Regions from separate parts of the Homo sapiens genome. Here regions 2 and 3 are each linked to region 1. The links are chromatin loops, found by intact Hi-C in ENCODE. Cell type or tissue: PC-9. All regions are shown on one strand. Each heading gives the region's core, and the rest is flanking DNA. Links, peaks and the distances in the headings are about the cores only. Region 1 has its middle 5.5 kb from the start of KRT83. Region 2 has its middle 7.8 kb from the start of KRT7-AS. Region 3 holds the start of KRT7-AS (KRT7 antisense RNA 1).

Region 1 (10,106 bases), core at 1,018-9,017:
TTTCCTGTCTTTTTCTCAAAGGCGGGTTCCTTTCCTCATTGTCAAGATTGGCCGCTCCTATCCTATTCCTGCTCAGAGCCTGGTCAAGGATGGGAGTGGGGGTAGAGATTTGGGGTGGGAGGAGGGCATGTTCTTTGCACTTTGGGTATTCCTAGTGCAGGGACACCATCTGGGACATGGAAGAAACTGATTCAGAGAGTTCAGGACAGTGCCAGGGCTATGCTTCAGAGTTCCAGGTGTCATTGCTGATGGGATCAGGAGCGGGGAGTGTGGAATACCTCAGAGCTCCAGGGACTCATGGAGGAGAGTGGGGACCTGGGCTTGAGGAGGATTGGGGTGGGGTAGTACAGGATTGAGAGATGACCAGAAAAGAGTCTGGCTCTGATTTGCAGACTAGACTATGTGTATTCATTTATTCATTTATTCATTTATTCATTTATTCAGGAAATACTTATTTGGTGCCCACCAACTATGCACTAGCCACTGTGCTAGGTTCTGGAAATCCTACAGAGACCTGGGGTGTTTGGAGGTAGCATGCATGTGGGGGAGCCAACATTTGGCTAGGGGGAAAGATGAGAAGCCACAGATGGGGGGAAGGCCCTCACAATGTCCAGGCTGATTGGTGTTCTTTAGGTTCCCAGCAGGGAAGCTCAGTGATGGGGTCTTGGGGTGTATGTACTCACCAGGAAGGAGGGAAGGTGCGGGAGGTGAGGGACATCAGCAGGGTCCTTAAATGAGATCACTCTCTCACCTCAGAGAACACACTGGGTGAGAGAAGGGTGCTAGCTCATGTGGCTGTTCCTAAAGCCAAGCTCTCTTACTTTGGGCCCTTGTTCCTTTGGGTTAGGACAGGCAATGGCTTTGATGGATGGACAGTCGGACCGAGCCAGGAGGTTTGCCTTAACCCGAGGACCTGAGCCCATCAACCCTTCCAAACACACATCTCTGGACTGCTTTCGTCAGGAGAGGATGAGGAGGACTCCACTGATGGACCTGTGTCCTGACCCAGCCACAACCCAACACTGACCCACTCTGGGCTAATAGTAACCCTCCTGTGACTCTCATCTTTTGCCCTTCCCACTCCCGCTCAGGATGAGTGGGCCAGTTATATCCCAGAGTGGGGATCTGGGGATGATGGAAGAGGGGCCCATCTTCTGTGGGCCTGAGGGAGGGCAGGCGATGGTGCTGTTGAAATCTCTTAGGGAGCTGGACATCTGCCATGGATCCAAAAAAAGGACTCTCCTAGCCTCTCTTCTTGGGTCCTGTGGACAGGCTTCCAGAGTCTTGTGTCTGGGGCAGGAACTCTGGGGGTGTGGGCTGTGTGATAGGGGATCCTGGTGTGAAAGACACACCAGGGAGGCACAGCCTGAGGGTACCTGGGGGGCCTGGGGGTGGCTGACTGCAGCTGAGTGGCTAGTGGGATTTTGGGAGCATCTTTGAGGGAGGCTGGGCTGGCTGGTGCTGTCATGTTCAGTCTTGGTTGGGTCAAACATCTGCTAGACAGCCAAGAAAGACCAGGCTCTTCACCCACCCACACTGGAACCAGTGAGCACCTGGAATGCTCTCCACACATATCCAATGATTATGGGGGATCTGTTTCTTGGTGAAATGCTGAGGACTGCAGGGCAGTGAACCCTCTGTGAAGCATTTCTCCATCACGATGCTGGAAACTGCGCTGCTGTCTTCTGACCTGGCTCATCTGTCTCAATCCAGCAGGCTTGGATCATGTTGGACCCCTCCACCGAGGGGCTCTGTGTAGACACATGACCTCCTTGGGATGGGGGAGCCATGACCATGCCCACCCCTGCCCTGATTGGCTCTGAAGATAGCATGGACCCTGGAGATAAAAAGACACAATTCGAAGCCCAACTATATCTCTTACTAGCTTTGTGCCATGGCACAGGCGTTTTCCCCCAGGGTCCTTACTTGTGAAATATAAATGGTAATCCACAGCTTGCTGGAGGTTGGGAGGACCGAGCGAGTGCCTGGTGGAGGGAAGCGCCACCCCCACCTCACTTTGTGCTAGCAGGGTGACTGGGTCTTGGTTGCAGGCACCTGGCAGGGCCTTGCAAAGGGACAGTGTACACGGCTAGTGAGATGCAGAGTACCATTCCTGGGTAAGCAGAAAGCAGTTTTACAAGGCAATCATTGCCGCCTCAGAAAGCCTTAATTAGAGCATCTATTTGTAAATGGCTCAGAACAAAGAGAACTGCAGACCAGGAGTCCCTTGAAAACAGACTTAGACAGGAAGCTGACAAAGAGACAGCAGCACCCAAATCCCCAGGCTGCCTCTTCCCTCCTGGGCTCCAGGCTGTGATTGGTTCCCGCCCTAACCATGGGCCCATAAAGGGTCCGGCAGAGCCACAGGCTGTTTCAGTCACCAGGGCCTGGACTCTGTGCCTGCCCTTCACACCTGGTCTGGGTTGGCCTGGAGGAATGACCGCTTGCCCTGTTGATCTGGTCCTCAGATTCCCACCTGTCTCTCTTGGGGTGCAACCCCCTGGCCTTATTCCTGTGTGCTTTTCTGGTGTCTACCTGCCTGTCTGCTGGGTTTCTGACACTCTGATACTCTGACTTTTGTCACTTCTTTCTTGCCTTAATATCCATGTTGCTTCACATTTTTTGTGCCTTCTTAATGGATTTTTGATAAACAACTCTGAAATGAACATTAGTAAACACATCTTTGGGCACCTGTCTAGTAATTTCCTTAAAACAAATTCCTGGAGGTGAAATCGTTGAGTAAAAGGGGACTGTTCTGGTCTTCTCCAGGTGTGCCTGGCCACAGGTCTGTTGCTCACCTGGCTGTGGAAGTGACATTTCCATGGGAAGCCTGCTGCAGTGAAGTCATTAGATCTGGGAGTCCTGGAAATATGGCTGCAGCTCTCATTTCAGTCACTGTGTGTGTGTGATGCTTTAGCTAATCTCTGTAAACCTTGTGTCTTCATCTGAAAAATGAGGATTCTAATACTGGCCTTTTTGGCCTTTGCGAAGATGAGCTGGGGTGGTGCATGGGAAGCCCGTGGAAGGCACGCAATCCAGGAGGGTGGAAGGTGCATGCGGCTTCCTGCTCCAGGCAGGAAGAATTCTTTGATGCCTCCAGTTTTGCCTTCTGGCCTTGAACTCACAACACACCTCCAGAGCTGATAAGATGTGGCACCTTCACATACTCACTACTATTTACTATGCAAGTTCTCTGTACCGAAGAGGAGGGAGAGAGATTTAATACACAGCCCCCGTCCTCAAGGATCCAACAAAGTAGTTGGGCAGATTTGTAAGTATGCACAATTTGTATTCTGGATGAAGCAGTTCTTCAAGACTCCTCTTCCTCGGAGTGGGAGCTTGCTTTGGGCTGGAGCAGTCAGAGGCTTTGTAGGAAAAGTCAGACTTGAGCTGAGATTTGAAGGATAGAGGGGTTTGGAAAGGTCAGAAGGGTGGAGGCAATGCCAGGCAATGAATGGAAGAAGAGCACAGACGTGTTCACAGGGCGGTGGATACCGTGGTTGAAGCTTAGAGGATGTCACACCTAAAGGATGAACTTGAGGCACATGCCAATGAAGACTGAGAGCAAGACAAAGGTGTCCATTCTCAAGGCCATGCTGTAAAATACTAGAATTCCTGGCCAAGAAAAGAAATGTCTGTAAGAATTGGAAGAGAAGAGATAGAACTGCCATTATTTTCAGACAATGGGATCAGCTGTGTAGAAAACCCAACACAGTCAACTGATACACGGTAGAAGTAACAGGAAAAGTTGAGCAGTGCTGCTAGTTACAAAGTCAACTTACAAAAATCAAAAGTGCTTTTCTTTATCAGTGACAGCTAATCAGAAAATATATGGAAAATATGGCTGGGCACAATGGCTCTTGCCTGTAATCCCAGCATGTTGGGATGCCAAGGCAGGCAGATCACTTGAGGTCAGGAGTTCGAGACCAGACTGGCCAACATGGTGAAACGCTGTCTCTACTAAAAATACAAAAAAATTAGCCAGGCACGTTTGTAGTTCCAGCAACTTGGGAGGTTGAGGCAGGAGAATCGCTTGAACCCGGGAGGCGGAGGTTGCAGTGAGCTGAGGTCGCGCCATTGCACTCCAGCCTGGGCGACAAGATCTCAAACAAGATGTCATTCCTAAGACAGATTAAAAACAATAAAGTATTATATAACTTTATAAAGTATGCACAAGATGTCTATGGAGAACAATATAAAACTCTATAATGAAAATAAAAAACAAAATCTGATTAAATGGAATTATGCTATATTCAGGAATACTTTGACCTAGCATTCTAAAGTTATAAATTGCCCCTAAATTAGTTGGCAAATTCAATGCAAACCCAACAAAAATTCCAGCCGGATTTATTTTGAGGAACTTGATAAAATTAATTTTTTTCTGAAAGAGTAAAGTTTATTTATAGCAAAGCCAGTTATGAAAAAGGAAAGGAAAGTCTGAGGACTCGAGATAAAATAGTAATAATAAAGTGTGCAGCAATATGTAGATAGACTAATGGAGCAGCACAGACACTCACAACAGGCCCCTTCCCATCAGTAAAGCTTGGTATTTAATGAGGGTTGCAACAAGCAAAGGGCCATTTATTCAGTTGGTGAGATTTGTAAAAAATAGACACACCGTATGGAAAGCATAGAGCTGGAGTTTAGTTCATACCATGTCCCATGGGAAGCCTCGGATGAATTAAAGGCCAGGACAGATAAAGCTAAAAGGCAAGCAGAAGCCATGTAGGAGAATGTCCTTACTTATGGGTGGGGAAAGATTTCTTAAGCAAACCTTGAAAATAAAGACCAGGTAAAAAATGGATCGACATGACCACATTAAAATGAAAAATTCCAGTTTAGCGAAAGACTACACAGAAAAAAAAATAGTTGGTAGTTGATAGCCTGGGAAAAGTTATATATTTATATATATATATATTCCTTATACGTGTGTGTGTGTGTGTGTGTGTGTGTGTATAAGAAACGTCTATATATATAAGGAATGCCTGCAAATCCACAAGTAAAAGAAAGGAAATCCAGTAGAAAGCTAGTCAGGGATCTGAATAGACAGTTCATCAAAGGGAAAGCCCAAATGGCTAATAGGAATATGAAGAAATGATGACTGCCCCCAGTCCTTAGAAAGATGCAGATCAGGCCACAAGTTATGTTTGTACCATCAGAATGGCAAGGATCAGAAAGGTGGATGTGGAGGGGTGGGAGGATGAGAACCCTGGGGCACTGTGGTTGGGAGCGTGGGGTGGTGTAGACATTCTGGAAAGCAACGTAGAGTTGTTCAGTGAATTCAGGCATGTGTAAATGTGTAAATGACCCAGCACTCGCACTCCTGAGAGAAATCCAACCCCACATATGAAAGCAGTCCTTATGCAAAGAACAGGTTATTCATTGTGGCATTATGTGTAGCAGAAGGAAGTTGGAGGCACCCTAGCAGATGAGTTAGAGAGCTTTGCTGGGGCCAGCCTGAAAATCAGGCCCAGGAGCCTTCAGATGTCTTCTGCTGAGCCTTTGGTGCCTGGGGAGATGCATCTTGAAAGTGGAGCTTTTGGGAACTAAAGCTGCGAAGGCATATAATGGGCTGGAGGAGGGGAGACTGGCTCATAAGATCTGTTTAGAAAGTTAATGTCTGGGGTGGAGGCGGTGGGTTGCCCACGGAGGGGTACACGGCCGAGTGCTGAGCACATGTAGAGAAGCCCCTGGGAAAGTGAAAAACTCCAGGCAGGGAAGAGCCACGAAAGCCACACTCCACGCTGATCAACATAGGAGGGCTTCTTGTAGGAAAAGGGCTCTCCTAGATGGCAGCACTGGGTACCTCCTGATGCCAAGCTAGGGTGCCCTCTGGTGGGAACATTGTGGCAATCCTGGCAGTCCAGGACATCTTTTCTAAGGCACCTTCTGCAGCACAGCTATGACTCATATGGCTTCTCTGAGCCACAGAACTCAGGGTTTCGGTCTATGAAATGGATGCATGCCATGCAGGTGTGATGAAGCTGGGTGAGCTCCAGCTCCGGGGTAATGACAAGCATTTCTGGGCCAAGGTTTTCTTCCTGTTCGTCTCTGATACTCCTCCCACAAGCCTTCTGAACGATTGGAGGGGGTAGCCCTGGAGGGCGTCATGTCCCACCCCACCCTCCGTGCTGTACCACTCCTGCTGGATCCCTCCAGGAACAGGGAGGCTTTAGCCAGGCTGGGCAACCTGAAGTGGGCCTTATGTTGAACCCGAAGCCAAGCCCTGTGCTTGAGCTTGTTGGTCACCCTCCACCTGTCTGGTTATGCCCCACACATTAACCCGGTCCCCCAACAGCCTTGCTCAGCACCTCCCAAGTCCTCTCCACCCTGCACCCCACCCACTCCCATGAGATGCACACCCATCCTGCTCTCCTCAGGAGCACTCACAGTGCAGGATTTCAGGGACCTGGGTGCACAGAGCACCCCTCTGGGTGCTATCTGGGCCAGCAGTGTCCTCTGGAAGCAGTGAGGGGCTGGGGCTGGCCACTCTTCCCCTCATGGGTCTGAGCAGCAGGGGAAGGGTGGCCACTGCTCCGGACGCTGTGAGTCTCTGGGTGCTGCCTGAGGGTGCAGGAGCTCCTTAGAACAGACACAATGAGCTCTCCCTGCTCGGACTGCAGTCCTCAAGTAAGACAAATTTGGTTGTTAAAGCTACTAAATTTGAGGACTTAGTAACTGCTGTAGTAAAGTGGAACAGACTTACCTGGATTCCATAATTTGCAATCACTGTTGAGTATTGGCATCATTCCAGAAATTAAGACAATCGAAATTCATTGTAAGTTTTCAGTTTTAGCTCCATTTAAACCTCTTCTGTCTCCCCCCGCCACTAGGCCACCTCTCCACATGCCCAAACTAACATATTTATGGCTCTCATGGCCTGGTGGGATGGGGGTCTTTTCATCACACACTTCCACCTTCCTTCTCTTTTGAGATTTGCAGCATGTATTGAGTCAGGGGAGGGACTGTCAGGCAGGGCTCCCTGCCTAGGTGATAGCTTGTTAGGGCAGCAGGCTCCGTGGCTGCCTCTAAATTTAGGTGGTGGCCCACAAGCCTGTTGTTGGAGGGTTGATTTCACAAGGTCCCCTACCCTGGTGCTGCCTTGCAACATATGGCCACATCTTGCCCTCCATGCTGCTGGATGGCTCTTCCATCTCAGTTGTCCTCTGAGACCATCTTTTGGGCCTATGGCTATGAGGGGTGGTGACCATGTGTGTGCAGCTGTCTTAGAAGAGGAGGGATGCTGACAACCTCTTGTGCTCAGCTTTAGGCCTTGGCTGCAAATCGGGGAACACAGGAAAAATGCATCTGCTCTCCCCTTCCTCACACAATACCACAGCGAATATCCTAGTTTATTGTACATAGCCATCCATAGGATTTTAGGTCTACTTCTTCACCCTAGAAATCAGAAGAGCCTGTGTCTCCCTTCCCCATCAGATGCAGGAGACTCTAAGCTGCTTTCTCAGACACCCCCTTTCTTCAGCCTGGTCATTGTACACTCTCTTCTCAGAACTCTGCATCCCAGAAACACTGCTTCTGCCTCCATGCTGCCTCAGGTGTAGCTGCACCCTCCCCCTTCTTGTCCTGGGTCAAAGCTCTTATTCTGCCCTGGGCTCTCTGTCCTCTCCCCCAGCTATCAGTCTCACTTACTTTGGAAGCATCTTAGAAGCAGGGTTCTAATTCACAGACAGGGACCTTCTACTGATCTAGAATTATGAGAGAAAGAGGTGTTACTTTATAAGGTACTAAATACATGAAGTTTCACTCAAAACTCTTCTGTGGGGACAAACATATTTCTAAAGTGAATTACTGGCTTTCAGGCTGCATTAAGTGCATTGGATATAACATGAAGTTTACTTGGAGGCTCAGGGTCACAGAGACCACGGTGCAGCCCCCATGGGCTCTCAGGGACCATCCTGTGCAAGCTTCTGCTTTTATGACACTCTGTTCTTGCTATGTTGCTGCCTCATTTTTGCATCAGCCAGTAGGATAGCGACTGTGGTACAGCGCTTCACTGATTATGACGTTTTGCATCTGGCCTGCACAATGACCCTGAGTTTGTCCTGCAAACCAGAGATAGTGAGATGTGTAGAATAATTTGTAGCCATGCTAAATTAGGACCCCATAGTCTGTGCTATTTTCAAGTTCACATTGGCTTGAGATGTCTGTGAGACCCTAAGGTGGAGATAACAGTAGAAGTTACCATTTATTGAGCATGCAGTATAGTATATGTTACTCACTGTGCTAAATACATTGCACAATTATCTCATTTAATCCTCTCAACCAGCTCAGGAGGAGCTGTGGTCAATCTTGATGCTTTTAATTGACTTATACTGTATACAGGGAGGGCATGACATTGGGTGTACTGCCCAGAGAAGGGCATTTGGCTTGTGTTTGCCATTCTGTTGTCTTACCTGCTTATTCCTGACACAAAACTGTACCTTGGATGGTGATACAGTTTGGCTGTGTCTCCACCCAAATCTCATCTTGAATTGCAGTTCCCATAATCCCTACATGTTGTGGGAGGAAGCCGGTGGGAGGAAATTGAATCATGGGGGCAGTTTCCCCCATGCTGTTTTTGTGATAATGAGTGAGTTCTCATGAGATGTGATGGTTTTATAAGAGTCTGGCATTTCCCTTGCTTGCACTCATTCTCTTTGCTGCCGCCTTGTGAAGAGGTGCCTTCTGCCATGATTGTAAGTTTCCTGTAGCCTCCCCAGCCGTGTGGAACTGTGAGTCAACTAAACCCCTTTTCTTTGTAAATTACCCAGTGTCGGGTATTTCTTCACAGCAGCGTGAGAATGGACTGATACAGATGGCAAGATGGCTTTAAGTTCAACCTCCAGGGAAGCATAGTTCACTTAATAGCAAGCTCTTAGTTGAAAGGCATTCAGCAGAGGTGTTCCAAATGCCAACCATCGTCCTTGTTGCGGTGGGATGTGTTGAGTGCTTGTCATTAAATGGGGAATAGCGGCAACTGAGGACTCCCATCTGCCCAGGTGCTGTGCTGTCACATCCAGCTTCCTCTGGACTGTCAGCCAGAGTGATGTGGGGTTTAGGAGACTGGCCTTGGGCAAGCTGGCTCTTGTACTGACCTGCTGGTGACCAACCCATTTAGCTGTGCCTTAGTGACCTCTGGAGTGAGAATACTACATCTTCTGGAGGCTGTCGTTAGCCTGGCCACCAGATAGTTATAGGTCTCCCCATTTCCAGGCACATGGCAGGATTGCCTTTCCCTGCCCTTTGGTGTGACTGGCTCCAGCCATGAAGTGTGAGCAAAAGTGATAAATAGCCTAGCTCGTCCTAGGCTATTCCAGTCCTGATGCTGCACTGTCAGTGTGTGATCCCCAGACCTCTCTGTCCCTCTGCCACAGCAACTGGAAAAATTCCAGGGAGTGGTTGCTCCATCATGGCTGTTCCAGTGACCTGGAGTAAGTTTATTAAGAAGCAAAGCCCTTAGGCCACAATGGTGGATTTGGAGGATAAGTTAGAAGCAAAGCAATGTTGTTTTAAGCCACTGAGATTTTAGGGCTGTTTGTTGCCACTAAATAGCCTAGCTCATCCTAGCTGACACCCTCCCACACTGGGTTTTGGGAAGATTAAACAAACTGATGCCTGGAAAGCACCGAGCACATTCTGCCCATAACACATACTTGATACAACTTAGTGTTTTCTGTGCTTCTCCATCTAATGTCCCATGGGCATTTCAACCTCAGCATACCCAAAACTGAGCTCGGACACACATCCACAAATACCATGCCTGCACTTCCTCCTGCTCTCCATGCAGTGAGATTGTACCACCTCCCAGTCTCTCTCACAAGCTGCCAACCTGAGAACCATCATCTGGACCACTCCTTTTCTCTCCCCTGACATCCAATAAATTGATGGGCCTTCTAGATACCTTGTGGTTCTTTCCATTTCCTCCAACACTGTCTTAGCTCAGGCCTATGTAATTTTTCATTTCATTTCATGTGTTGGCTTGCTAGCTGGGTTTCCTGCTTAATTTATTATGCTCCACAATCTGTTCTTCACCCCACTACTTAGTTGATCTGGCCATGCATCCAGTCTCTCCTTCTTCTCACCCATCCATCAATTCATTCATCCTG
Region 2 (10,106 bases), core at 453-8,452, 72 kb before region 1:
ACCAAGGGGCTCCAGGCCCATCTGTCCCTCAGAAGCCACAGGCATCCAGGCCTCCGGACCGGGGTCTTTACCTAGGGCTGCGAGGACAGTCCTTTAGATTCGGGGGTTGGGAGAGCTGCGGGCTAGGAGCCCTGTGCTCTCGGAAGCAGTGAAGGGACTAGCGGGCGGGGATGCGAGACAGGAAGGCGCGGCGTGGGGGCCGATGGGGAGGCTGGGCCCCGAAGCCCTCCTTCCCCACGTCTGGGGACCGTGGGAGCTCCGGGCTGCCTCTGGAGGCAGAGGCTGCTGCTGGTGAGGCGGCGTCGGTACAAAGTGGGGCGCTCAGGCGAAGCGCACGGAGCGGCCGCTGCCGCTGCTCTGGCCGCAGGGCGCACACAGGCCGGTGCTCACCGCCACGTTCCCGCTGCAGGGGGCACTGCAGACGCTGCCCGTCACCGGCCGGGAGCCCGACACGCACAGGTCCCCGCATAAGACCCCGCCGCGAGAGCTGCTGACACCTGCCAGAGGGGGAGGACAGGGCCCAGTCTCCTGGCGGCCAGAGGCCCCTTCTGCTCAGAGCTTCTCCCCTCTGTTTCTATGCGCGCCCCTCAAACCCTCACATGGGCACTCCTTCCTGCAGTCTTAGCCTCAGGCGTCCTTGATACACTGTTAGCCCAGGTCCTCTCTATAGGCAGACATAGCCATGCTTCGCCTCACAACAGAGACATGTTCTGAGAAATACAGCATTAAATGATTTTGTCATTGTGCGAACATCATGGAGTGCACATACGCAAACCTACATGTTGTAGCCTACTACACACCTGGGCTCTGTGGCGAGGGTGGCCAACCTTTTTTATTTTTTATTTTTATTTTTGAGACGGAGTCTCTCTCTATCGCCCAGACTGGAGTGCAGTGGCGCGATCTCGGCTCACTGCAACCTCTGCCTCCTGGGTTTAAGTGATTCTCCTGCCTCAGCCTCCCTAGTAGCTGGGATTACAGGTGTCCATCACCTTGCCCGGCTAATTTTTTTATTTTTAGTAGAGACGGGGTTTCACCATGTTGGCCAGGCTGATCTCAAACTCCTGACCTCAAGTGATCCACCTGCCTTGGCCTCCCAAAGTGCTGGGATTACAGGTGTAAGCCACCACACCCAGGCCCCAAGGGTGTCCAATCTTTTGGCTTCCCTGGGCCACACTGGAAGAAGAAGAATTGTCTTGGGCCACACATAAAATACACTAATACTAACGGTAGCTGATGAGCTTTAAAAAATCACACACACGAAAATCTCGTAAGTTTTAAGAATGTTTACAAATTTGTGCTGGGCCACATTCAAAGCCGTCCTGGGCTGTATGCAGCCTTCTGGTCAGGGGTTTGACAAGTTTACCCTATAGCATAGCCTGTTGCTTCTAAGCTACAAATCTGTACAGCATGTGACTGTACTGAAGACTAAAGGCAACTGTAACACCATGGTAGGTATTTGTGTATCTGAACATAGCTAAACCTAGGAAAGTAGAGTAAAAATATGGTATAATCTAATGGGACTACTGTCCTATATTCCATCCATCCTTGACCTAAAAGTCCTTATGTGGTACATGACTGTAGCTAATTAAGTTACTATAAGCACTCACTGCCCCACTCCATCTTTCCTTTTAGAGTCTGCAAACTACGGCCACATGCAGGCTTCCTGTTTGTCAATCAAGTTTTCTTGGAACCCAGTCATACCGCTTCCTTCAAGTATTGCCTTTGGCTGTGGCTGCTTTACATGACAACGGAGTGGAGCAGTTGAGGCAGAGACTACATGGCCCACGAGCCTAAAGTTTTTACTATCTGAAGCTCTAAGAAAAAGTTTGCCTGCCCAGAACCCCAAGCTGTTATTTCAGGACCCACAAAATGGATTACTTACAGACATTTACAGCACCAACGCCCTCACACAACCTTATAGGGAAAGCAAAGAGACAGAAATTAGTTGTGGGGAGCAAAGCTGGTGAAATCTGTTTAACCTGCAAATTCTCTCCTCCAATTAGCGTTGATGCACATTCCAAGTAAATAATATGCAGACATGCTCCTGGGTGTTGAAGCACTGCAGCACTGCCTGGGGGAAACTGAGGGGACACCCTCCCCACAGCTGTGGTCCTCACCTCTGCTCCTCGCCCTCCAGCAGGCGCCTGTAGGTGGCGATCTCAAAGTCCAGGCCAGCTTGGAGTTCATCACCTCCTGGTACTCCCTGATCAGGCAGGCCATGTCCTGCTTGGCCTTCTGCAGGGCACCCTCCAGCTCGGCCAGCTTGCAGCGGGCATCACTGAGGGCCGCCTCACCCTGCTGCTCAGACTGGGCCACCGCGGCCTCCAGCTTGGAGTTCTGGGAGGCAAGGGAGGGTTATTAAGGATCTCTGTTCTGGCTTCAGGGTCAGAGGCCAGGTAACCACTGACCACTGACTAGCAGAAGAAAAAGAGGCCTTGTCTATTTGTTAGGCCAGGGGTTGCAAATTAGTGCTCCCAGGCATGTTTGCACAGTGTCTTCAATTTTGGAAATTTAACACAATAATTGAAATTCTTGGCTTCTTTCAAAAGATCAGAGGATCTGGCCACACTGGACCTGCATTTCTGCATGGCCTGCCTCAGTTGGATCTGCCTAGCCCTGCCTTTTGTGCTTTCCAGTTTACCATAGTCCCTATCATACCCAAGTGCCTTGGGAACAGCTTGCTTGCTTCGCTCATTTACTAACCCCATTGATGTCTGAATGTGTGATCACTGATCTAGAACAACAGGCCAGAGAGGTTAAATGCCTTTCCCAAGTCTCATGGCAAACTAGTGGCAGAGCTTGTTTGAGAGCCCAGGTTTCCTGCCCCTTAGACTGGTGCTATTTCCTCTGCCCCACTCTGCCCTTGGAAGCACCTCATTCCCTCCATATTGCCCCAATGCCTCCATTCAGCGAGAATGGAGAACGTTTTCCATGGAGGAGGCTGTCTGTCCTCATGCTGGGTGTTTGCCCTTGTCCCCACACACTGGCAAGGGGTCTAACCCAAATCCCTCTCCTGAGGGCTAACCCCACTCTCTTCCTACACTGAGGGGTGGGCTGGGCTCCCATACCTGGCACTTGGCGTTCTCCACCTCGGCTGTCAGCCTCTGGATCATGCGGTTCAGCTCGTTGATCTCCTCCTTGGTGCGGCGCAGGGTCTCCCCGTGCCTGATCACCGTGGCCTTCATCTCCTCACACTGGGGAAGTAGAGTTGCTTATGAGGCTCAGGGTGGGACCTCCCATCCATTCAGGACACCACGGATGATTGTGCAGGTTGTGCAGTGCTCAGCCTGTGCAACCACACATGGCAGTCCTGCCCTGCTACCCCAACCTCAGAGAGGCAGCCCTTATCTTCCCATCCGTAGGGACCAGAATCCCCAGAAAAGGAAGCCTATTTAATAGGTACCTTGCATCCCTCCAACTGCCATGTCTAGCAGGCAGGTGTCCTGTGCCACTCACCTTGCTGCGGTACCAGGACTCGGCCTCGGCCCGGCTGCGGGTGGCAATGTCATCGTACTGAGCTTTGATCTCAGTGATGACACAGTGCATGTTCAGGTCCCGACTGTTGTCCATCTTGACGACCACTGAGGTGTCTGAGATGTGCGACTGGAGAACGCGGATCTCCTGCAGGAGATGGGGAGTGGCAAGAGCTTCTTAGACCAGAGCCCTACTCTTGGTAGCCCACCCTCATCATCATCCCTTGTCCCCTTTCCCTGCTTCTTCGATGTCTGAAGCCCCACCCTCCCAGTTACAGTCTTCCACCTCAACCCTGGGACCCCCTCAGGACTCCTCAAGCCCAGAGTCCTGAGCCTAGAGGACTTGGAGGTAGAGAGTCCATGTCTGAGGCCCAGTGCCTGATTTTAATCAGGACCTTCCAGCTTGAACCTTTGGGTCTAGGACCAGAGTTTACCACCTTGTGGCAATTGTCACTTTAGTAACCAGGAACACCAGGTTGCCTGGGGCATGGCAGTGGGAGGTCAAGCCACACTTCTTCACCTGCTCATGGTGAACCTGCCTGGGGTTTCTCCCCTTGTCCCACCATAGGGTCAGAAGCTGAATGGTGACAAGTATTTTCCAATGTCTAACTCATATCCTCCTTGCTGCCCCGCTGCTTTGTGACCCCGCACCTCCTCATATAGCCGCCTCAGGAAGTCGATCTCCTGGGTCAGGGCCTCCACGTTGGCCTCTAGGTCTGATTTGCGCAGGTAGGCACAGTCCACATCCTAAAGGGGAGAAGGTGGCACAGGAATTGCACTGGGAGACAATTCAGAACCCTTGTTTTTTTCCTACCAGGGAGGGGCACCCCATCAGGCTGAGCAGCTTCCCTGGAAACCCTCTGTACGTGCTCATCCCAGTGCCTGGTATCATGCCTTGGTGAAGCCCCTTATACAGTTAGTAGTGGCGTCAAGAGCAGGTTTGGGTAAGGGAGGGGGACACTGAGGTTTGCAGGTACTTCCTCTGGCACCCACTGGGATGATTTCTCTAGAATCCATGTCATGCACTATCACCAAAACTTAAGATCTGGTGTACAGTGGGTAAATTCTAATGATGCCCCACCCCTCTCCGCTCTGGAATCTCATGGAAGATAATCTAGATCTGTGGTCAGAAGAGGGCTCAGGGCTCAACTCTGTCCCTTCCAAGTCAGTGTCACTCTGAGCAGCCCCCTTAACCTCTGCACCTCATTTTCTCACAATAACCCCTGCTTTCCTCATATGGAGGTGGCTGGAAGGGCCTAATGAGAGTCCAGGCACTTGTACAGAGTCAAGTCTAAGAGGCAAGGAATGACGGTCACTGCCCCTGCCTGTGGTTCTGAGCTGTTGCTGGCCTGAGGATGCAGCCATTGTCTATAATTCACCTGCTCTTTCACTCGCAAATATTTACAGGGTGCCTACTCTATGCCAGGCGCAGGGCCGAAGGAGGTGAAAATCTGGTGGCTATATGGCAGCAACCTCAGATGGGGGAGAATATTGCCCTGCCTGAAGCAGGCAGTGTATTCTGCTGCCAGAGGCACCCAGGGAGCACTGGAGCACTGGGGAAAGGAACAGAAAGAAGCTGGGCCGTGTGATTCTAAGGGAGTCCCTCCACCTCTCCGAACTACAGAGAGCCTGATGTTAGTCAAGGTCTCCCAGCTCAAACCTTTGGGTCTAGGACCCTTCTGTCTCTGGCCTCCATTCTGAGTTAGGGGACAAGGATTCTGGGGTCACTCACCTTCTTCAAGGCCACAAATTCATTCTCAGCAGTGGCCCTTAGTGCCACCTCTTCTTCATACCTGGGGACAAAACACACAAGGCTCAGATCTGGGGAGGAAAAAAAATGGGAATGAAGGCACAGGCAAACACATTCCGGGAACTGGATCTTTTGGAGGTGGTCACAAGAATCAAAAAAGTGTTGGACTGAAGGGAACTTGTCCATCCCTTTCTTCTGGGCATTCAAACCAACCCATGTTACTCAAAGCTCTTTCTATTTCAGGGACTTTCATTCCTGATGTGGGTCAGGGTGGGGGCCCTGCACATTTTCGAAGACCTCCTCTCTGTTTCTGGGCTGTAACTCCTTTGGGGCAGGAACCCTGCCCAGTTCTGGTACCTCTCCTTTCTCCTCCTTCTTACTTCCTTACTCCTTTCCCACTCAGAGCCCAACATAGCACCTACAACATTGAGTAGATGCTCAATAAAATGTTTGATGAATTAATGAAATAAACATAATGATGAAGTAGCTGGAGCAGTTCAGAATCTCCAATGTTTAAACTCCCAGTCTAGAAAAGAAATTCCCCCCACCCCACAGGATTATTGTACTATTTTCTTCCTGTTGGGAAGTTCCTCTTATGGTCGAACCCAAATCTATCATACTTTGACTTAATCCCATTTAATTTCTCCAAACCCTCCTCCCACTGCACTTACTTCTTCTTGTAACCCTCCAGCACCTCCTGCACGTGGTTGAGCTCTGAGGCCAGCCTCCCACTGTTGGCTTCCATGCACTCGGCCTCCCGTCGCAGAGTTGTAGCCCTCAAACAGAGGCTCCAGGTTGCTCTTGCAGCACTCACGGTTCTGGAAGAACTGCAGCTTTGTCTCCAGCAGCTTGTTCTGCTGCTCCAGGAAGTGCACCTGGTGTGGAAGTGGGAGAAATGTTGGTTGGAGGAGCCAATATCCCCAGCCCTCCTTGGGGAACAGCCAGAGTCAAGACAGAACTGGCAGTAAGATGTGCAGAGGCAAGGGGTAGACCACATGGCCCCTGCTGGTCTCTCCTGGCCTGAGGATGCAGCTGGAGAATCCTTGTTTCATAATTGCTTATTCAGGGCTAAGTGAGGGTCTGTCCAGGTGGGCCTGGATGGGATGAGCGACAGACTGAGAGGCCTGTGGGCTGTGCTGGGTTACTGTCAGGCTAGCGGCGGACAGATGGGGGTAGGGGGTAGTGACAATTAGGGAAGACTTCCTGGAGGAAAGGAATGTAGAGCAGTGTTGGGAGGGATAGAGTAGGGAGAATGCCTCTCACTATAAGCTCCCTCAGGGCAGGGCCTATGGCTTATTTATTGATGTCCTCATAGCCAGCCCTTGGCTTGGTGAACATTTGATTGAACAGATGGTCAAGGTGGGAAGGGCTTCCTAGCTGGGGAGGTCATAGAGGCTAGGCTCTTACCAAGCAGGACGCCTGGGGCCTGAAGAGGCATCGGGGAGTGTGGGGCATGGTCCTAGGTGGCCTAAATTCTTATGTTGGACACTGTGTCATATGTCTCTGGGGGCCAGACATATGTAATGTGAATGGGGGGAGGTTTTGGAAAACAGAGAGGGTGAGGACCCTAGGGAAGTGAGGCTTGTACGCTTTTCCTGGATTTCACTGAAACTGGAGGAACACATGGCAACAATACATTGTGCTGGCCAGAAAGGATGTCAGCAAACAAACTAGGGCCCTTGGCTTCCAGTTTTCCACTTCTCGTACATTTGAGCTGGAGCTGAGATGTCTCCTTGCCTTTAAGCCCTGGGGTCCTTTTCATCCAACTCCATGAGTGCAGCTGGGAATTCCCAGGTTGGAACTTGCAGACATGGGGAGTGGGGACTGCTGATATTACATGGCATAATTTCAGGTGGTCCTGGCTATGGGGTCTCATGGCTGCCTTGGGCCCCATTTTCCCTTTCAGAGTCATGGCCAGCTCACACACTGCACCACACACAGCCCTGGTGAGGAAGCCACTGGGGTGGAGAAGGGAAGCCTCTGCCCAGTGCCACACAATGCGTCAGTAGAGGAACTTAACTGAGCATGGAGGCCAGGTGGCCTGCTCCTGGGCCAGTGTCCATTCCACGAGCCGCTCCTGGGTCACCTCTCCAGCGTGCAGTGCCTGTTGAGGTGAACCAGCCCCTTCTAGAGGGAGTGGGGCAGCTGGGATCCCAAGCTGTGGACCTTCTAGCCCAGGGGCTGGAGAGTTGGAGAGGGCCTGGGCTTGGAACCCTGTTCTGGCACCCACTCTCTGTGGGCCCTTGGGCCAGCCCCTCACCCTCTCTCTGCCTCCTTTCTCTTCTGTGTACACCCAAGGCTGACTTCAGGATTTTGCCATCCCATATACTATTTTACTCCTAATTTATCTATAAGTGGATTCAATTAACATTTACACGTATGGGGTTAAAAGAGTAACTTCATATGGCCACCAGAGATGCAAAACCATCATTACTAGGCATACATAAAGGGAAATTACAGATCATTAAATTCTAGTAGAAACAGTTGTCCTAGACAGTTCTGAAGCCGGGGCTTGCTCTCTTTATTAGAAGCAGGAGGGAAGCAAGTATTAGAGAGATGCTAAAAACATTAGCATCCAGTGATATTTTTTTCCCACCTAATCTTAAGGATTGAAACAGACATTAAAGAAGATGTATTTTCTTACCACGTGTTTCAATGTTATTTAATATGATGGGCCGGCACCGCCTAACATTATATAAAATATCAGCCATCCTCATTCCCCATTTCTAGAGAGACCACTGGGAATTTCCATCTCCTTCCAGGACTTCCAGGTTCAGGAAAGGTGTGATCCAGGACACCCACCTTGTCCATGAAGGCCGCGAACCTGCTGTTGAGGGACTTGATCTGCTCCTTCTCCTCCTGCTTCACGCACTGTGCGTTGGGGTCGATCTCCAGGTTGAGGGGCGTGAGGAGGCTCTCGTTGACCGACACGGTGGCGATGCATGGGGGGCTGGGTCCGCACACGCCCCCGGAGCGGTAGCCGAAGCTGCGTCCGCAGGAGCCGGCGCGGAAGCCCCCGCACACGCTGTGGCTGCCGAAGCCTCCGGTGAGGCCGCGGTAGCAGGAGACGCCGCGGTAGGGGGCGGCGGTGATGCAGCAGCGGCCGGGCCGGGGCCCGCAGGCCGAGATGCAGCTGAAGGCGCGGACCCCGCAGGGGGCGCTGAGGCGGGAGTAGAGGCAGGACATGGTGCGGTGGCGGCAGGGGCGGGCGGCTGGACCCCAAGCCGGCGCTGCGCCTTATATGACGGCCCGCGGGCCCGGGGAGGGAGCTCGCGGCCAAGGCGTTTACGAGCTTGGAGGGCTCGGCCCTCGCGCCTCGCGGAGCCGGGAATGAAAGCGAGCCAGGCCGCCCGGCCGCCTGCATAAAACGGCGTTCGCCTCCCGCCCGAGTTTTATGGGGCCGGGAAGCGCCTGGTCAGCCCCGCTGCCCGTGCGCTGCGGTCAGTGCGAGTGGAACCCCTCCACCTGTCCGCCCCTCCGCCGGGACTCCGAGCTTTGCCTTGTTGGATCCGGCCTCCACTTCGGTCCCAGTCCCATAGCCCCGGTCCCCCGCAGCGGGCACCGTGTGTGGGGCGAGTGTGTGCGTGTGTCGAGAGTGTGGGGCCTCTGAAGTCAGTCCCGCAGGTTCATGTCATGACCTTGGGCAGCTGAATAACCTTTCTGAGCCTCAGTTTTCTCACAGGCAAAATAGCGATAATAATAGTAAGCACTGAGAGCCGTTGCCAGGATCTAATGAGATAATGACCAGAAAGCATTTAGGGCCCTACCTATCACTTAATAAGAACTGTGTAAATGTTTATTTATTCATTATTTGTTCTATTTATTCTATTGTTAATTTATCATTCATCCTGTGTCCCTTTGGGCAAAAACTTTCTCTTCTCTTCTATCTCAGGACTCAGCTCATACCTCCTCTTCTCGTAAGCGTCCCTCCTTCCTGTACCCCTCTCCACTCTGCTTGGGCGAGGGGAAGGGAGTTTTATTCATGGAGTGCCCGCAATGTGCCTAGTACTGTGCTGAGGCCTTTTTATACCATATTATTTCCTCTAGCTCCCAGGGCGTCCTTCTGAGTTTGGTATTATTGTGCCCATTTACCTGATTGGGAAGGTGAGCTCAGGGTGGTCCAGTGACTTGTTTAAGGTCATGCATAGAAGGATCCATAGAGGGGCAGAGTTGGAATCTGAAAGGCCACCCCTCCTCCAAGCCCTCCTCCACAATGGTCTCACCCAGGGTCTGAATCTTTGGGGGCTGAGTGAGGGTTGAGTTCTTGTTGGCGGCAGGAGCACAGACTGCTGCTGGGCTTTGGGCCCTTGGAGAAATCGGCCTGATCCAAGGCCTTCCCCTCAACTGAGGCTTGGTCATGGCCACCAACTCTAGAAGGCCATAATCCATTATAAAGGAAGTTAATTATGTGTCCAATTATTGGCAGAGGAAACCAGGAGTGTGCACTCAGCAGCCAGCATTAAAGAGAAGCATGCAAATCACCCTCGGCTTCCTTTGCTTTTAAATATGAGTTATTATTGTGAAAGCAGTAATTAAATCTTAGAACTCCAGAGGTCACCACAGCCAGTCCTGGCTTTGAGCTGCCTGGCATCGCATTTCCTCTTACCCCTTTTCCTGTCTTTTCTGCACTCTCATGGGCTTGGATTCCTTTGGCCCAGCCTTGGTCTGTTTTGTAGCAGTTTAAGGCCAACCTTCATTCAGTCCTCTGTAGAAGTTGGAGCCCAACCCCACAGGCTTGTGCCCCTGCCCCGGCTTCAGCTGGGAGTCAGTGTAAGAATTAAAGAAAGACGAAAGAAACATGAAAGGTGGCTTGCCAGTCAAGACAGGTTTATTTTAGAGAAAACAAACCTAAGAGGGGTGTCTGGCCGAGTTAGGTCAGAGGC
Region 3 (10,106 bases), core at 1,585-9,584, 82 kb before region 1:
AGCCATCTGGTCCAGCCCCCCGCCTCTGTGTCAGTCCAGATATGTGTCAGTGTGAGAAACAAACTCATCCGTCCAAACCCAAAGAATGGACTCAGAGACCTGGAGAACAGCGAAAGTGAGATTTTAATGACAGTCTTGCAAGATGGGTGTCTGATGGGCAGGCATGCCCAGCACAGCCACAACAAGCAATTTATCCTCTAGTGCACAGGTCCCTCCCTCCGTTCCTCACAGGCTGAGTACTATGGGGTCACGATCTTCCTGGACGTTGTCTATTGGTTGTTGGGTTGGGGCTTTAGGTGTTTTTTTTTAGGTTGTCTTGCTGCATTTTATTGCAGCCTACAATGCATTGCAATCCTAGTCAGCTCAAGGGCTCTTTAAGTATTTGACTTATGACCTAAGTAGCTGGGCAGGCTGATAAGAACAGAAAAAGTGAGCCATTTTGCAGGCTAGAAAACCTTCATTTTAGACTAAACTTCTTTGGTTCAGGTGAGGGCAAGAGAAGCTGGGGGCTGACAAGCAGGCACTGGCTATTCAAGCAAAGGGCTAGTATATCCTATTTCTTCTGTAGTTTGCTGACCTAAGCCAATTTAAAGCACTTTGTCTTGGAAATGGACCATTATATACATTATTTCCTTCATCAGGGGTTGCGAGGATTTATCCTGCCCTTTATCCCTTCTGGACTCAGGAATTCAGGACAGGCTAAGGATTCGGGAGGAGGTGGGGGTGAGTCAATCAGGATTGACCTTGGAGAGACATGGGATGATCGCAGCATTTCTAAGGAAGGGGGATTGGGTGGGACTGGAAGGAACCAGGAGGAGGTCAGGGGACTCCAGGTTGTGACAGGGTTCAAAGGTGGGCTAGGTAGGGCCAGCAGGGGAGCCCAAGTCAGGAGAGACTGGATTGCCTGAGCATTTACTCCCAGAGGGGCTGGGTGGGTAGCTGCCTGCCAACTCACCACTCTAATGTCCTCCCTTCCCTTCTTATTCTCTCCCTCTCACCCTTGTCCTCCGGGGTTTCCAGCTCTTTTTCTTCAAGGGGATTTAAAAATCTCTCCACTCTCATCAGTGTGAGTCTCTGGCCTTAGGCAGAAGGTAGGGTGGCCAGTCACCTGGCAGAGGCTAGGCTGGGCATAATTAGCTTGTGAGGTTAATTACAAACCAGTTCTTCAGCCTAGTCTTTGCCTGAACGTCCAGTCTCCACCAGCCCCTCAGAGCAAATGTCCACAGATTCATTAATTTCAGGGGAAGTTTCTTTGAGGCTTGCTTCAGGCACTTCTAATCTCAGGTCTTCCTGGGTCTATCACATGGTTTATTTATGTGTAAACACACATGTGTACACACACACACACACACACACACATATATATAAAGTTTTCTTTTCATGGTGAAAGTTTAGTTTATTTATGTGTAAACACACCTGTGTGTATATATATAAAGTTGTTTTCATGGTGAAAGTAATACATACTCATTGCAAAACAACCAAAAAATTAAGTAAATCGTAAATTGAAAATGGATTACTTGGCCAGGCGTGGTGGCTCATGCCTGTAATCCCAGTAGTTTGGGAGGCCGAGGTGAGTGGATCACCTGATGTCAGGAGTTGGAGACCAGCCTGGCCAACATGGTGAAACCCCGTGTCTACTAAAAATACAAAAATTAGCCAGGCATGGTGGCGGGTGCCTGTAATCCCAGCTACACGGGAGGCTGAGACAGGAGAACTGGTTGAACCTGGAAGGTGGAGGTTGCAGTGAGCCAAGATTGTGCCACTGTACTCCAGCTTGGGTGACAGAGCAAAACTCTGTCTCAAAAAAAAAGAAAAAAAAAAGAAAATGGATTACTTATACCCAATGCTACCATCTTTGTGTCTACCTTTCCAGACTTTTCTGTGCTTACATATACATAAAGATATAGAAATATACATTTTCAATAAAAATAGCATCATGCTTTATTTTAATTTTTATTATTATACTTTAAGTTCTAGGGTACATGTGCACAACGTGCAGGTTTGATACATAGGCATACATGTGCCATGTTGGTGTGCTGCACCCATCAACTTGTCATTTACATTAGGTATTTCTCCTAATGCTATCACTCCCCCCTCCCCCCACGCCCCCGACAGGCCCCGGTGTGTGATGTTCCCCGCCCTGTGCCCAAGTGATGTCATTGTTCAATTCCCACCTATGAGTGAGAACGCATCATGCTTTTTTTAATGCAACAGTATACCATGGGCATATTCCCCACAGGTAGTTGGAGCCATATCATCGGTGTACAGACTGCAGAGTATTCTGTAGCATGGTGGAATATGATAATTTCATCCATTCCCCATGGCCTCCCTCACAATAGAGCTCGTGCACCTACAGAACCTCACAGTGAGAAGTCACCACAGCGCACCACACTGTCCCTTTCCTTATCCCCTTTAACCCTGCCAGATTCTCGTTTGAGACACTGCTAATGGGCCCTCAGGGAGCCAAGGGTGGGCAGAATGAAGTAACTTAATGTGTGCTGGGTCTGGGCCCCCTTGCTGCCTGGTGACTCAGCCCACTCCCAGCTGTTCTCTCTTTTCTTTCCTTTGTGAGTGGGGAATCCCAGGGTGGGCGTGGGCATAGGATCCTGCCCTAAGTCCTGATGTCCCGTCTGGTCCCTACAGGAGTTGACAGAGCTGCAGTCCCAGATCTCCGACACATCTGTGGTGCTGTCCATGGACAACAGTCGCTCCCTGGACCTGGACGGCATCATCGCTGAGGTCAAGGCGCAGTATGAGGAGATGGCCAAATGCAGCCGGGCTGAGGCTGAAGCCTGGTACCAGACCAAGGTGTGAGGCCACCAGGGGCGTATTTCCTCCTGCCAGGGTCCTTGGTGGCAGCTTCCCTTACTCCTCAACTTGTCTCAAGCCTTCAGGGCCTGGGTCCCACTGTTCTGGCAGGCACCAGTGGTTTAAGTCTGTGGTGCTCAGCCCTGGAGAAAATCCCAAGATGGGAGGACAGGGCAGAGGAAATAGATATGGATTAATCATTATAATAGCTAAAATATGGCAAGTACTTACACAGTACTAGGCTCATGTAATTATTGACTCATGTAATCCACAGAACAGCCCTATTAGATAGGCATCATTATTACCCCCATTTTGTTTTATTTAATTTAATTTATTTTATTTCTATTTTTTGAGATGGAGTCTTGCTCTGTCACCCAGGCTGAAGTGCAGTGGTGCGATCTTGGCTCACTGCAACCTTTGCCTCCCTGGTTCATGTGATCCTCGTGCCTCAGCCTCCTGAGTAGCTGGGACTACAGGTGTGCACCACCATGCCTGGCTAATTTTTTTTGTATTTTGAGTAGAGACGAGGTTTCACCATGCTGGCCAGGCTGGTCTCAAACTCCTGACCTCAGGTGATCCACCTGCCTCGGCCTCCCAAAGTGCTGGGATTATAGGCGTGAGACACCGCACCCAGCCTATTACCCCCATTTAAAGATGAGGAAATTGAGGCACAGAGAGGTTAAGTAATTTGCCTAACTGCATACAGCTAGTAGATGGAAGAGCAGGGACTAAATCCTGAATGTGAGGGCCCTAGACCTGGGAGGCTTAATCATCACATCTACTTCATGGTGGCAGGACAGTTGATGGTGCAGGGGCTGAGGGAGCAGGAGTGGGTGCTGGGGTGAACCAGTGTTCCTGAAGAAGGGATCCCGAGGCAAGGATTGAGAGGTCTGCCCCTGCAGAGATAGAGAGTCATTCATGGTGCCTGGGTGAGAACACAAGTATGCCAACAAGAAGACCTGGGTTCAGGCCCTCGTTCCATCACTGATTGGCTGTGTGATCCCTGGGTGGTGCTTTCTCTTCTCCAAGACTCACTCTCCTCACCTGTGAAATGGGTGTTCTGGGTGTTGAATGGGTGCGAATCTCAAACTCTCAGTGATTCTCCAGCAGAAGGGCATGGTGGGAGTGGAAGAGCCCTGGGGTCCATGGGGATGGGACTGCGGAGCCTTGTCTGTCCTCCCTGCCTGGCTTGGAGGAGAATGAATCCCTTCCTCACACTGCTGTCTGGTCTCCTGGCATCGGGCAAAGGTTGATGGGAGTCAGACTGTCCTTCCCTGAAAATATAAGTTGGGAGGGGCCTTGGGTGGGGAGAGGGATGAGTTACCTGTACTCACTGCCCATCTCTCTGCCATAACTCTCTGTATGGCCCCTCCAGTTTGAGACCCTCCAGGCCCAGGCTGGGAAGCATGGGGACGACCTCCGGAATACCCGGAATGAGATTTCAGAGATGAACCGGGCCATCCAGAGGCTGCAGGCTGAGATCGACAACATCAAGAACCAGGTGGGACAAGTCCTCCTGGCTTCCCCTGCTACTTGGGGCATGCAGGGGTGGCCAGCTGAGGCCAAACTCAGGATGTGGAGCAGGAGGTTCCCATCTCCCGGCCAAAGCTGGTGCCACTGTCTCAGACCCCCTTGTGAGATCTCCAGCACAGAATGTTCTTGGCCAGGTCCTGGCATGGGCTGATGGGAGAAAGGTCCTGGATGTGCACAGAGCCTGTGGAGGGAGACTCAGGCTGGCTGGCCAGAAGAAAGCCACCACTGGTTCCACATTGATACTGAGCACTCTGCTTGCACCTGGTTCTGGCTGCAGGGCGCTGTCCCTGGGAGCTCATCATTCATTGCAGGGACAGAGGACAGCAGAAGACCTTATAATGACTCACATGGCCCTTTCCCACCCACTCCAACCTCACTTTCCACGATTCCCCTCACTCTGCTCTGGCCATGCTAACCTGCTTCCTGCATCTTGCATTTGCCAAGAATGGTCATGCTTCAGGGCCTTTGCACTTGGCGTTGCCTCCCCCTGGAATGTGGTTCTCCCAGCTCTGTCCATGGTTGTTGTTTTCTCCTCCCTGGGGTTTAGGAAAAGACCCCTTCTCAGAGACGGCACTCTCAAACACCAGCCCCTCTATCGGCAGCCTGTCTGAAGTTCTTTGAAGCCCCTGTCACTCTCTGAAATGTTCTGTCTTATTCATTAAGTGATTGATGGTCCCTACCTCCACTGGAATATAACAGATGCCTGGAGAGCAGGGACCCTGTCTGTCTGGTTCACTGCTCCTCTCTTCCAGCACCTGGCACATGGCAGGGGCACGGGTCTCAGATGAGAGACTGCCTGGGAGGATGAGCTTTGCTGGAAGCTGGGGTTGGAGGTGTTGATGGGGGAAGGGCCCCCAGCCCTGGCTGAGTAGTGTGTGGCCAGGGCAGCTCAGCCTGTGCAGGTGTCTGCAGTGGAGAGAGGGGGAGGGCACACATGTGGAAGCTTCGGAAAGCTGATTTCCAGATGAGCTGTGGGTGGTGGGGGGATGTGAGGGTGATTTACCCACAAATGTCCTCCCCTTGGAGCCCTGTGGGCCTGTTTACAGGAGGGCGGAGGCTGCCTTGGGGCACAGAGGCAGGGCCGTGAGTCACCCCATGAAGTGGGCCAGCTTCCAGGCCAGGAGGGGAAGCACAGAATAACAAATGGTGGTTTCCCAAACCCTGCAGCCTCTACTACATCCGGTTCTCCTCTCACACAACAGGGCGGATCCAGGCCTATAGCCAGGTGTCTACCACCACTGAGGGGCGTCATGGGGAGCTACAAGGGGTCTCCAGAGGCAGCGGGGATGGCGTTGGCTCTGGGGGCACCAGTGTGACAGGGCAGGGCACCGAGCTGTGGCCGAGGGGCAGAGTGTCAGAGGGCCTCCTGGGGAATGCTGTCTCTGGCAGAGAGGCAGACTGCCTCCACTGAGGGAAGAGGATCTGAGGATAGAGAATGGCCGGTAAGAAGGGAGAGAAGTCCTTGCCCAGGGGACAGGGATGGTGGTTTTCTGAGCTAAACAAGATGAGGCCTGGGACTATTCAGGCTCCTGGCAGTGGGGGCTGAGCCTAAAGCAGAGGGCACTCTAAGGCCAGGGAGAAAGTGGCAGCTGCTCCAGGCAGGCACAGGTCTGGAACCAGAGCATCCCTGACCAAACCCGGGGACTGTGAGTCATGCATCTCATGGCATCTGGGGGCATCTAGGAGGGTCTCTCTGCTCCAGGCCCTCCTATTCTGCGCCTGCTCTCAACTGGTTCCTATTTTATAGGTGGTTTCTGGTCTTTGTCAGCTGCCTGACATCTGGAGACTCAATTAAGATCCCATGGTCTTCGAGCTCCTGCAGCTGGGGGCTGGGGCTGGGGGACTGGGGGTTTGAAAATCATAATAGCATTCATTAAAAATGATCACAATAGCATTTATTAAGCACTTGCTGTGTGCTAGACATTGTGCCACGGACATCTTGTATATTATCTCATTTCATCCTCAAAATCTCCTGATGTTCTCTTAGAAAAGAGGGGACTTTGGCTTAGCAGGGTTGATTCATCCATGGTCACACAGCTAGTAAGTGGCAGAGCCAGAACTGGAACATAGGCGTTGGATATCCAAACCTATGTGTTTAACCCTTAGGATTCTCTGGTACTTGGGGGAGTAGGTGGTGCCAATGAAGCCACCTTAAGCAAGTTGCCCGGGTGCTCACTGCAGGATGGGCAGGCAGGAAGGCAGACTGGTGAGCCCCAGCTTACAGCTGCACTGCTGCCCACAGCGTGCCAAGTTGGAGGCCGCCATTGCCGAGGCTGAGGAGCGTGGGGAGCTGGCGCTCAAGGATGCTCGTGCCAAGCAGGAGGAGCTGGAAGCCGCCCTGCAGCGGGGCAAGCAGGATATGGCACGGCAGCTGCGTGAGTACCAGGAACTCATGAGCGTGAAGCTGGCCCTGGACATCGAGATCGCCACCTACCGCAAGCTGCTGGAGGGCGAGGAGAGCCGGTGAGGACAAGGAACCTGGAAAGGGGATGCTTCTAGGGCTCCGTGGGGTTTGGGGCTTGACATTCATCCATTTACAAGCATTTCCTGTATGCCCCTCCTCTGCAGGGCACTGGGTGTGGGGATGCAGGGAACACAGAGCTGATGCTTGCCTCTTTGCCTTCAATGAGATGACCTTCTAGAAGGAAAGACCATGGAGTGTGAAGCTCAGTGGGCAGGTTGAAATGATAACAGTCCCTTTGTGTGTGCGGCTTCTTAGGGTTATCATATTTGATCCTCAGCACACATTCAGGTAGTCAGGTCAGAGACGATTGATTCCTTAGTCTCCAGAGGGGAAAGCTGTGGTTGAGTTTCATTAATTGAGGGAATAGGGCCAGAGTGCAGTCAGGGTGTGCTGATTCCTGCTCCAAGGATCTTCCAGGACGCCAGGCTGCTTCTCACTACAGAACTAAGTGCTACATCATGTGGGGCTAACTGACTGTGGTGGAGGGGGATCGTTTTGTTTGTCCCCAGAGATATTTGCAGACTCACTTGCAGTCAGAGAGGAGGCTGGAATGGGGGAGTCTGATAGCACATTCTTCATGAACCGCATGCCACCTCTGTCTATGCAGCTGGGCCTTCATGGGCATATTGTTGGGTTCGAACTCAACCTCTTCATTCTTGGCTTGTTATAAGACACCATGGCAACAGAGAATACGTAGGACATGTTTCTGCCCTCAGGGAGGTTGCAGAGGGTGGAGGAGACAAAACATCCACAGAGGAAACCCCCAGAGACCAGTAACTTACATTTGTAAAATGCTGAGTGTATACAAGAACTTATTCTTTTCTGAGTATTATTCCTAAGGGGCCAGAGAGAGACATGACGGAGGATGAATGGAGCAGCAGGGAAGGGAATGGGGAGTGAAGGGGTGCTAGGGCCGAGGGCCTGGGTGCTGGGAGGAGAAGAGGAGACACAGGGCCGCAGGGTATGAGTAGGAGGCGGAGAGGAGGAGGAAGGGGCTTTGCCCCTGCTGCTGACCCGCCTTCTCCCTGGGTTAGCACCCAGTCTTCTTTGTGGGAAGAAGAATTAACACCAAAAGTCTCTGGGAACACAGAAGCTGATCTGGGCACAGGGAGCTCCAGCCAAGATGCCTCTCTCTGCTTTCGCCTCTCCCACAGGCACAGGGCCCCCAAATTCTCTACAACCCATACCCTGGGCCTTCTGTTGTCATAGAAGTCAGAGTTGGGGGACTCTTAGAGTGGTACCTGATCTGGCTTCCTCCCATGGGAAGAAAAGGGGACTGAAGCTCAGAAATGGTCAGTAGTGTGCCCAAGGTCACACAGCACGCAGAGACATCCTCTTCTGAAAGCTTAATCTCAGTCTGAGCTGCTGTAACCAGGCTTAGATCCGGGTACTCTGAGAGGATATGGTTCCCCCAACCCTGGGGGGATATGGAGGTAGATACCTTGCTTTTATCTCTTAACTTATCAGAGTTGTGGTCCAGAAACTCATTCAAACTGGGAGGCCTACTTTAAGAATACAAAGTTACCAAAAAAACCCCACTTACTTAGAATGAGAAAAGTCACACAGATCACTAGAGCCTTGGACATTCAGGCCTCTTCCGTCTGAGTTCCTTAGGCATCGTACCAGAAATTCTTCGAGTTGCTGCCTGACTGCAACCTGGCTCCCTCTCCCCACCCACAAGTGCCAGCAACTCCCAGCACCAGCAGGGGCCATTTAAGCAAGCCCCCTGGAAGCTTTCAGCAAACCTCTCTCTTTCCCTCAGCCTTTGCTCTGCCTGCTTCCTGGGCTTGGGGCCGCAGAGGCCAGCGAGGCTCCCTTCATTCCCTCCACCAAAGCGAGGTCTTCCCTGCCCCCACAGAGCAAACTGATCCCCAAGGCCAAGGCCTTGGTGACAATGGGACTGTGAGTCACAAAACAAACATAGCCAGCTGTCCCGAATGGATTTTTAATTTCTACTGCAAGACCTGTTTCAGCCCCACTGGCTGCTTAAAGCCACCCCCACTCCCTGCTCCTTCCTTAGTCCTGGCTGGAGCCCCATTCAATCAGTCAACGATTCACGAATTATTTTGACATATATTAAGCAATGACTTCTCCAGGCCTCATACTGGGGATAAAAGTATCAATAGGCCACAGACACCTTTAGGATTTTATGATACGGTGAGGAAAGGCAGCCATCTACATAAATAACACATACAGCTACCATTCACCGAATCCCAGGTGCTCAGGGCTTTAGACAGATTATGTCATTTAACCCTCACAGGCCCATGAATTTGGTCCTGTAGTTGGGCCCAAGGCATAGGTGGGAAATGGAGGCCCTGAGACATTGCCTGGGGTCAGGTGGCCAGTGGATAGAAGGGCCAAGGTGAACACTCCCTTCCTGCATGCCTCCTCGCTCCTTTTACAAGGCTGAAGGCAGGCTGGAAGTGTGGGGCAAGAAGGAAAAATCAATGATCCTGCTTGGGGCCTGGAAGGAGAGAGGGCTGAGAGCGCTTCCCTCCCACGCTAGGAAAGAGCCGTCCTCACTGTCTGTCCTCTGCCCCCAGGTTGGCTGGAGATGGAGTGGGAGCCGTGAATATCTGTAAGTCCTTGGCTGCGGCCCATGGGAAGCATCCCTTGTGCTGTTTAGATGGGGCTGGGTCTAGAGAATGGCAGACTGGCCCAGGGCCCTGCTGGAGGGGCCAGGAGACTCCTTCCTTTCTACAGGGATTGACAGGTCCCCTGGAGCACATACTGCCAGGCTCAATGGCCTGGGAAGCACTACAAGAGGGCAGGGTGGGGCCAGGAGCACCTGGGGAGCAGCCCTACCCCTGTCAGATGCTCCTTCTGGGTTGGCCCATGGAGGGGGGCAGGGGTGAGGGAGAGGGGCAGCTGGGGCAGGAGGGTGGGGTGCAGTGAAGGGATGGGGTCCCTGGTAGGGAGCCTCACGCTGAAGAGAGCCCTCCTCTTTTCTCTCCCAGCTGTGATGAATTCCACTGGTGGCAGTAGCAGTGGCGGTGGCATTGGGCTGACCCTCGGGGGAACCATGGGCAGCAATGCCCTGAGCTTCTCCAGCAGTGCGGGTCCTGGGCTCCTGAAGGCTTATTCCATCCGGACCGCATCCGCCAGTCGCAGGAGTGCCCGCGACTGAGCCGCCTCCCACCACTCCACTCCTCCAGCCACCACCCACAATCACAAGAAGATTCCCACCCCTGCCTCCCATGCCTGGTCCCAAGACAGTGAGACAGTCTGGAAAGTGATGTCAGAATAGCTTCCAATAAAGCAGCCTCATTCTGAGGCCTGAGTGATCCACGTGCCTGGTATC

Evidence for each region. A loop is a pair of places that touch in the nucleus more often than their neighbours do. Peaks named below come from ENCODE experiments on the same cell type or tissue, not always from the same donor. Only the 100,000 strongest peaks of a DNase experiment are listed, where the experiment ranks them.
Region 2: it touches region 1 in a loop (5-fold over the local background); 7 of 110 quality-filtered maps call a loop at or near these places.
Region 3: it touches region 1 in a loop (5-fold over the local background); 9 of 110 quality-filtered maps call a loop at or near these places.

The regions. Positions count from the first base shown.
Region 1 is chr12:52,321,855-52,331,960 of GRCh38, forward strand. No RefSeq gene overlaps it. Among named protein-coding and RNA genes, the nearest start is that of KRT83, 5.5 kb to the left of the region's middle. In PC-9, for the core only: a CTCF peak has its summit at 5,847 (motif pointing left); a DNase peak (open chromatin) is centred at 5,897; H3K27ac peaks cover 358 bases.
Region 2 is chr12:52,250,145-52,260,250 of GRCh38, forward strand. It overlaps a transcript of KRT7 not described here and the pseudogene KRT87P. Among named protein-coding and RNA genes, the nearest start is that of KRT7-AS, 7.8 kb to the left of the region's middle. RefSeq lists enhancers at 1-262, 1,792-2,292, 2,293-2,793. In PC-9, for the core only: a CTCF peak has its summit at 2,142 (motif pointing right); DNase peaks (open chromatin) are centred at 1,635, 2,126, 2,777 and 6,553; H3K27ac peaks cover 3,121 bases.
Region 3 is chr12:52,238,829-52,248,934 of GRCh38, forward strand. It overlaps KRT7 (keratin 7), which reads left to right. Exons shown (of 9, transcript NM_005556.4): 5 at 2,644-2,808; 6 at 4,184-4,309; 7 at 6,584-6,804; 8 at 9,349-9,383; 9 at 9,763-10,093. The coding sequence ends at 9,932. KRT7-AS (KRT7 antisense RNA 1) reads right to left here and starts at 8,620. Exons shown (of 2, transcript NR_146274.1): 1 at 8,349-8,620; 2 at 6,215-7,640. RefSeq lists enhancers at 4,013-4,988, 5,382-5,811, 5,862-6,011. In PC-9, for the core only: no CTCF peak of the experiment used is centred there; DNase peaks (open chromatin) are centred at 4,683, 5,273 and 8,723; H3K4me3 peaks cover 1,234 bases; H3K27ac peaks cover 7,773 bases.